Linked DNA regions of Homo sapiens: region 2 is linked to region 1. Evidence: read pairs that join two places in POLR2A ChIA-PET (ENCODE). Cell type or tissue: GM12878. All regions are shown on one strand.

The links. Peaks named below come from ENCODE experiments on the same cell type or tissue, not always from the same donor. Only the 100,000 strongest peaks of a DNase experiment are listed, where the experiment ranks them.
Region 2: POLR2A ChIA-PET joins it to region 1 with 7 read pairs; 3 of 35 experiments call an interaction of 5 or more read pairs at or near these places.

Annotation. Positions count from the first base shown.
Region 1 is chr4:147,844,151-147,848,150 of GRCh38, reverse strand. ARHGAP10 (Rho GTPase activating protein 10) reads right to left here. Exons shown (of 23, transcript NM_024605.4): 4 at 929-1,000. Among named protein-coding and RNA genes, the nearest start is that of MIR4799, 64 kb to the right of the region's middle. In GM12878, no CTCF peak of the experiment used is centred here; a DNase peak (open chromatin) is centred at 1,610; H3K27ac peaks cover 1,221 bases.
Region 2 is chr4:147,606,746-147,610,745 of GRCh38, reverse strand. TMEM184C-DT (TMEM184C divergent transcript) reads left to right here. Exons shown (of 2, transcript NR_186679.1): 2 at 785-4,000. Among named protein-coding and RNA genes, the nearest start is that of TMEM184C-DT, 8.5 kb to the left of the region's middle. In GM12878, no CTCF peak of the experiment used is centred here; no DNase peak of the experiment used is centred here.

The DNA.
Region 1 (4,000 bases):
GTGTTTATTTCCACCAAGGGATTTTAGTCATTTCTTTTAGGAAGAGAAAAAAAAAAAAACTCACATCCCCAGCCACGTGGGGGGAAAAAAATACAAATATAAAAACTCCCTTCCCTACCTAAAATTGATGTTAATTCCCCTCTCCTTGGGCCAAGCCAAAAATGGTCAACAGCATGCAAATGTTACTTTTTCTTTCTCAAGTACATACACAAAATTCAGGAAAGACCGGTGGAAATTATTTCTCTGGGGTAATTTCAAAGCTCAGATTGCACATTTTAAATAAGTTGCTAAATATATCTCAGGCTCCTTGTGGCAAAACCACTGCATTATTCCTGGAAATCACGGTTAAATCCCAGATACTTAAGTACAAAGTCTGTGGTTCACTCACCTTTGAATCCCCAGCACAGTACTATACAACACACAATATAATGCACAATACCATAACAATACTTGCACATAATAGAGGCTCAATAAATTTTTGTTAAATTGAAGGAAATTACATCCCAGTAACTTAATAGTCTCTTCCTAGTTTCAACGGCATCACAGTGTGGCAGCGTCTATAATCTTAAACCCTACTGTAATGCTACACTCCTCCATAAAACTGAGGTGCGCACAGAAATAACTACACTCCCCCCAGTAATAAGCTCCTTCTATTCAGAGCAAATGTGTTGTTTGGTTACAGGTATTTTTAAAACTCTATATGGAAAGGTGTAGCCCAAGAAGATTACTAGAGGTTTTACCATCTTGTCCAGGTGTTTTTGTTTTGTTTCCAATTCCATATCCCCCAAAGGGGGAAAAGCACATTTCAAACAAAACAACAGATGGTTTGCTCCGGCATCTCCTTCAAAGCTGCCAAATGTGAATAAAGTGTACCATGAAGCAGCAGAGGCATCTATGTTTTCTGAGTGTATTCAAATTAGACACAAACCTTTACAGCTCCAAGTTGCTCTTTTCTGAATTTTTCCAAGGGTTTAATCAGGGTTTCAGTTACACTTAATGCCTAGAGAACAAGAGTGATAACAAAAGAGCACAGCATTAGGTTTCCAAAAAGGAAAAAATTAGTATTTCATTTCCCTCTTCCATCCCACCCAGAAAGAAAATGAACGTATTTAACGGCTTTATCTCACTCTGCCAATGCAACAATTAAATCACTTCTCAACTTATTAAAGCACTAGAACTCCATAAATATTTTCAGGGAAGAGGAGGTGGGCAGATTGCCAGTGAAATGTACAACACAGCCCCAACTCTCTTCCACAAAACAGCAAGACGGCTGTCTGTAAACAACAAAGGGGTCTATCACATTCATTAACAGAACACTTCTGTTTGAGATTGTTTTTTTCCTTCCCCCTCCTTAGAAATTTAAAATTCAATTACATTCCTTTATTGATAATCAGACTACATTATGTAAAGAACTAGGACTGTAGCTACTTGTTCAAATACAACCAGTCTGCCCTTCATTACAGAAACCTCCTAAGGATTTAAGGTATATTAGCAAAGTAGAGTCACTGGAGGCTCACGAAAAAGTCAAATGCTTGGGCGTGCTAGCAAACATGACATCAGGGAAGCTCACATGAGAGAAGCCACACACACAAACTCCAGCCACAACCACATTTTCTTTTTATGTTGGCTGGTTTGGGGATTTTCATGTTAAGCCACAAAATGCTGAAAATGCAAATAAAAGAAAATATTCATCAAAAGAAAACATACTTAGTAACAATATAGTGGTGAGAGTAGTGGCTTCTCACCCTCTGCTTCCAGGAGACCAGAAATATCCAAAATAGAAAAGAAAATCTCGAAACACTATTTAAGAATGTGCCATCCCTCTTTTTAGAAAGGTGATCAAAAATCCAAGCTTAACATTACAGAAAAAATAAGTGATTTGGAATAGGAAAAGATTCTTAATGTAACCAAAGGCTCCTCAGCAGTGTTTCATTATGTGAGGGTTTCTCCCAAAGAGACCTTCATACTCTAACGTAGGGAACACTCAAAATAAGCGACTATGCCCACATTCAGGATGCTCAGTTTCAACTTTCTACCCCAGGCTGACCCCTGGATTCCCCTCACTCCCACCTGGATAATTTGCTGCTTGGGTGTAAAATAGCTGGGGCAACAAAGCTCTAAAAGAAAGAATTAAGAGCAACAACTAGTCAGGGAAAAGGGATCATCTTTCAAAATATCATTTTATCCTCTCTACATTTTAGACCATGTGACCTACAGCAATGGCAAACCAAAGAGTCCTACAAAGCACCACCAGCCAGGAATCCTGACTCCCCAAATAATATGGAATGTCCCACATTCCATTTGAGAGTACAGATACAAGAAGTGCTAGCATACGTTTTCACAGTGCATGAATTTACACACAGTGTCTCATAGATAACTTAAGGCACACTTACATGAGCACCTGTGTCATTTTTTAAGCTCCCACATCTGGATCTACCCAACTAGTGATCCCAAATAAACCTCCATATAATATGTCTTCTGTGAAACTGGTACACTCAAGAAAGAAGTCGGCCCAGAATGAACTGCAGGGATCACAGAAGCTAACAACTGCTCAAGTTCACAGAAGATAGGAATAGGGATTCCAAGTCATGTAGGTCTGGGCCCACCAAGCATAACCACCATGCAACATGGCAATAAAAGTACCAAAGAGGTGCTTCTCCAAAGTTGCCATCTTAATAAACTTTAAATATTTATCTATTTTACGAGATAAACAGCTGTTAAGCATGCAATGCCAGGTGATGGGGATACAGCTATGAACAAAACAAGCACAGCCCCCTGCCTTCGTGGAAATTACTGTTCAGTAGAGAAGATGTAAGCCAGATACATGAACACCTAAGGAGATATATAAGCGCACATTCTAGTAATTCCTTCCAATGAAGAAAAGTAGGAGTACAGTGAGGAATGCATTAGAGGAGGTCTAAGGAGAAATGTGTGCAAAGAGAGCTTCTTCAAAGTAGTGACATTTAAGCTAAAACCTAAAAGGTGAGAAGGAATCCGTGGTGCAAAGGGCAAGGGAAATTGTTTCCTGCTGAGATCAGCAGAGGCAAAGGATGAAGGTGAGGAGTTTGAGCATTACAGGGAATGTCAAAAGGCCAGAATGGCTGAAGCGTAAGGAGCAATGAAGTGAGCCTGTAATGCTGAGTGATGGCAGGGGATCAGAGCGTGCCGGGCCTTGTGGGCTCTGGGAAAGGTTAGCATTTTATTGGGGGTACAGTGGAAAGCCACAGGAGGGTTTTCAAGCAGTGAATTGACAGAATGATAATTAGAGCTTTTCAAGATTACTCTGGCTGCTGAGGGAGAGATGAAAGGTACAGAAAACCGGAAGACAGACTCGTTAGGAGGCTTCTAGAGTGGTACACGAAGAGATGGCGGTGGTTCAAATGAAGGCAACCAACAACAGAAGTAAAGACAAGTAGACAGATTTGAGAGATATTTGCAGGTGGTGTCAAAGTAATGAGAGATTGACCGAATGGAAAAGGTGAAGATTTCCAGGATCCCTCCCAGATTTCTGGCATGAACAAATGAAGAGATAACAATTCTACTTATTGCCAGGCACAGACAGACAAGCATCACATGTTCTCACTTATTTGTGGGATGCAAAAATCAAAACAATTGAACTCATGGAGATAGAGAGTAGAAGGGTTGTTACCAGAAGCTGGGAAGTATAGTAGGGGGGAGGTAGGGATGGTTAATGGGTACAAAAAAATAGTTTGAAAGAATGAATGATACCTAGTATTTGATAACACAACAGAGTGACCATACTCAAAATAATTTAATTGTACATCTTAAAATAACTAAAAGAGTATAGTTAGATTGTAACACAAAGGATAAATGCTTGAACGGATGGATACCCTATTTTCCATGATGTGACTATTATACATTGCACGCCTCTATCAAAATATCTAATATAACCCCATAAATATATATACCTATTATGTACTCACAAATCCTAAAAATAAAAATAAATTTAAAAATAAAAAATAAAGGACACTATTTACTG
Region 2 (4,000 bases), 240 kb after region 1:
GGGGTCAGCAGGCTGCATTCCTTTCTGGAGGTTGTAGGGGAGAACCTATTTCCTTGCTCATTGAAGTCAGTGGCAGAATTCAGTTCCCTGCAGTTGTAGGACTGAGGCCCCGCTTTCTTTCCTGGCTGTCAGCTGAGGGTCATTCATAGCTTCTAGAGAATGTCCACACTCTTTGGTTCATGGTCAGTCCCCTTCCTCCACCTTCAAAGCCAGCAACAGAGAGTGGAGTCCCTTTCATGTAATATCCCTTCTTCTTCATCTTATACTCCTAAGGACCCACGTGATTAGATTGAGCGCACTCAGATGATCCAAGATATTTTCCCCAATTCTTCTTTGTTATTGGTTGATTGACTGTACAAATGGGTCTTGCTATGTTACTCAGGCTGGTCTCAAACTCCTGGGCTCAAGCAATCCTCCTGCCTCAGTCTCCCAAAGTGCTGGGATTACAGATGTAAGCCACTGTGCCTGGTCAATGTCTTAATCTCAAGGTTCTTAACTTTAACCATGTCTACAAAATCCCTTTCTGCTCTGTGAGGTAACATATGCACAGTTTCTGGAATTGGGACATGGACATCTTTTGGGGGAGGATGGTCATTATCCTGCTTACCACACTGGTGATGTTAAAAAAAATAAGTCTTCAATTTTCAATCATTCCACAGGTCTCAGTTTTGTATATTGTGTATTAATATCCAGAGCTCCTTTTCCTATGCTAAATTTAGACTTTTCTACATACACTGATAAGCATTCGAAGACAATTCTTTTTTTTTTTTTTTTTTTGAGACAGGGTCTTGCTGTGTTGACCAAGTTGGAGTGCAGTGGCATGATCTCAGCTCATTGCAACCTCTGCCTCCTGAGTTCAAGCATTCTCCTCTCTCAGCCTCCCAAGTAGCTGGGACTACAGGCATGTACCACCACACCTGGGTAATTTTTGTAATTTTTTAGTAGAAATGGGGTTTCACCATGTTGACCAGGCTGGCCTTGAACTCTTGACCTCAAGTGATCCACCCACTTCGGCCTCCCGAAGTGCTGGGATTACAGGCGTGAGCCACCACATCTAGCTGACAATTCTTTTATAATATTTAATTATATAGAATAAAGGGAGAGAAATAGTGAGGGGGGATATGGAAATGAGTTTTACTTTTCCTCCCAAAGTGGAAGAAAATAACAACAATCTGTGAACATGTTTAAATGCTGATGGGAAGGAACTGGTAGAGAAGGAGAGCTGAATGTGGGGAACTGGAAATTATTCCTTGAATCTGTTCTTCCTTTCTGTCATAGTAAAAGAGTTTTAGTTAGGCACCTGGCCATCCAGCTAGAAACTACATTTCCCAAACTCCTTGCAACTAATGGTCTGAATAGTGACTAGGTTCCCCTAGTAATGCACTCTCTTGGTATGCTGGAAGGCAGAATGAGGTATCCAGCACAGTTGTGGTCTTCCGGTGGAATGCTAGGGTTCAGCATTCAGAAACTTGTGGCAGTGGCTTTTAAATTTGTCTCTTTAAAGCCCTGTTATTAGCAACCAGCTCTGCTACTACCTAGCAGGAGGTTTGGAGAACACCTCTTCACCAAGCACTGGGGAAGGGGCCTTCCTTGGTAGCTGTCCTCTGACTTCCAGAGAAGACAATGGAAATGCTGCAAAAATGGCATGTCCCAATTACAACGAGAAAATGGGATTCCAGAGAGGTAGAGGGTAGGTGGGAGTTGTTAATAGACAAAGACAAATTTATGTGCAGTTAGCACAATGCATCATGGAGAAGGAATGGTCATAGGAGTGTTTTGACATGAAATCAAGGGGCAGCTTACTGAGGTCCACTGAGTAGACCTAGACCTCTAGGACTACTGGGCAGAAACAAACTAGACACCATGTTAGGATTCATGGCTTCCTACCAGAGTCTCAGAACTCAGCCAGTGGACGGATGAAGCCCCTCAACAGAGATGGAGGCCAGTTGCCTCTGAAGAAGAACTCTGTACTTTAGCCATAGTGTATCCAGTGGATTTCCTCCCAAGTCTTCCACAGGGTGACCTGGAGCTATTCACCCAGGGGTCTGTGGACGGGGAGAAGGGAATATAAAACCTACTGGGAAGTATCACATACTGGCTCTGATTTTACACTTATGCCACAGACCAAAAACATTACAATCATCTGCCAAAGTAGGGCTTATGGATGTCAGGTGTTAGATGAATTTGTGGCTCCAATTCATGTAACAGTGGACCTACTGGGATTGCAGGCCCATCCAGTGTATATTATCCCAGTCCCAGGATATCTGGTGGGAATACATACACACACACACACACACACATATGCATACAGGTACACATACACATGCATGTACACATACACATGTACATGCATATGCATACACATATAGTTGGTAACTAGCAGGATACCATTCTGGTTCCCTGTCCTGTTGAGTGAAGGCTACTATGAAAGGAAGGACTATCTAGGGCCACTGGAGCTCTTCCCAAACAATTCACCAAGCTACTAAACAGTAAGTGATCCTGCTAGGGGAATTGTAGAAATTACTGCTGCCATAAAGACCTTGAGAGAAGCAGGGGTAGTAATTCCTACTATATCTGCATAAAACTTTTCTGTTTGGCTGGAACAAAAGCCTAACGGGCCTTGAAAATGACAGTGGATTATTGCAAACCTAATCAGGTGGTGAAGTTAGTTGCAGCTATGGTTTTGGATACAGGATATTTACTGAAACAAATGATCCCCCCAGGCACCTGACATACAACTGTTGTCCTGAAAATGCGTTCTTTCCCATCCTAACCAGTAGGCAAAATCAGAAGCAGTTTGCATTTATATAGCAGAGACAAGGGTATATCTTTATTGTATTCTGTGGAACATCACACGAGTTCTTTACATTGATAAGCATGTTGTTTGTTGGACCTAGTGAGAAGGAAGTAGAAAATATATATGCTAAGGGTGGGAGATAAACCCTCTGAAAGTTCAGGGCCCTGCCACCACTTTGGTGACGTGTGAAAAGAGGCCAGTGGTTTGTAGCATGTTAGGAAATCACAAATGGCAGGACTTTGCACCCTCCACCACAAAGAAAAAGGCACTGTATTTGATAAGCCTCTGGATTTTGGTGACAACATATACCACATTTGGGCATGCTGCACTAACCTACTTAGGAAATAACCTATAAGCTTCCAGTCTTAAGGAAGTCCTGGAACAAGAATAAGACCTGCAGCATGTCCAGGCTGGGTTGAAAGTTGACATGCCACTTGAGTCTTATGACCTAATGGATTCAATGGCATTGGAACTGTAGCATGGCAGCAGAGATGCTGTTTGGAGACTCTGGCAAGTCCCAGAACAAAGCACTTGGTGGTCTAGTGACTGGACAACCTAAAACACCTACCACAAACTAACTATCATCTGATCACAACCATAAAACTGGGCATGCCCAGTAGTATTCCATTGTAAAATGGAAATGGCAATTACGAGACGCAGCCCTAACAGGTCCAGAAGGTACCGATAAACTATTTTGTAAACTGAGCATGAGCACAAGGCTCAGACTCATGTCTTATTGTGAGTTGGTATCAATTCAGACATACTGTCACCTGAAACCTGAAATATTAGTATAGTTACATTTAAGATGTGGGAAGTTGGGAGGGAGAAACAACTAAATAACACAAAATACAGTGACTACAATCCTCCAAGTTGAAAACTGTATGAATATTGTAACTTTTCATCACCTTTGACAGCTCTAAGTTACATGGTTGTGATGCTCACACATATCTAGTTTTTTTTCTCCTCTTAGAAACCTGAAAGATTACACTTTGCTGTCCTCCTCGCAGTTGGGGCCATGTGGTCCTGGCCAATAGGTTATGAGGTGAAGTCACATATATCACTTTCAGGCTGAAGTATTTAATTGCTGGTGTAATAATCTCTTGCACTCTCTTCTCTTACTTCGGCAAATCTTGCTATCTGGAGCAGCTGGAGTGATCCTAGATGACTGAAACGTGTAATGTGTTGGTCAACACTAAATAAAGT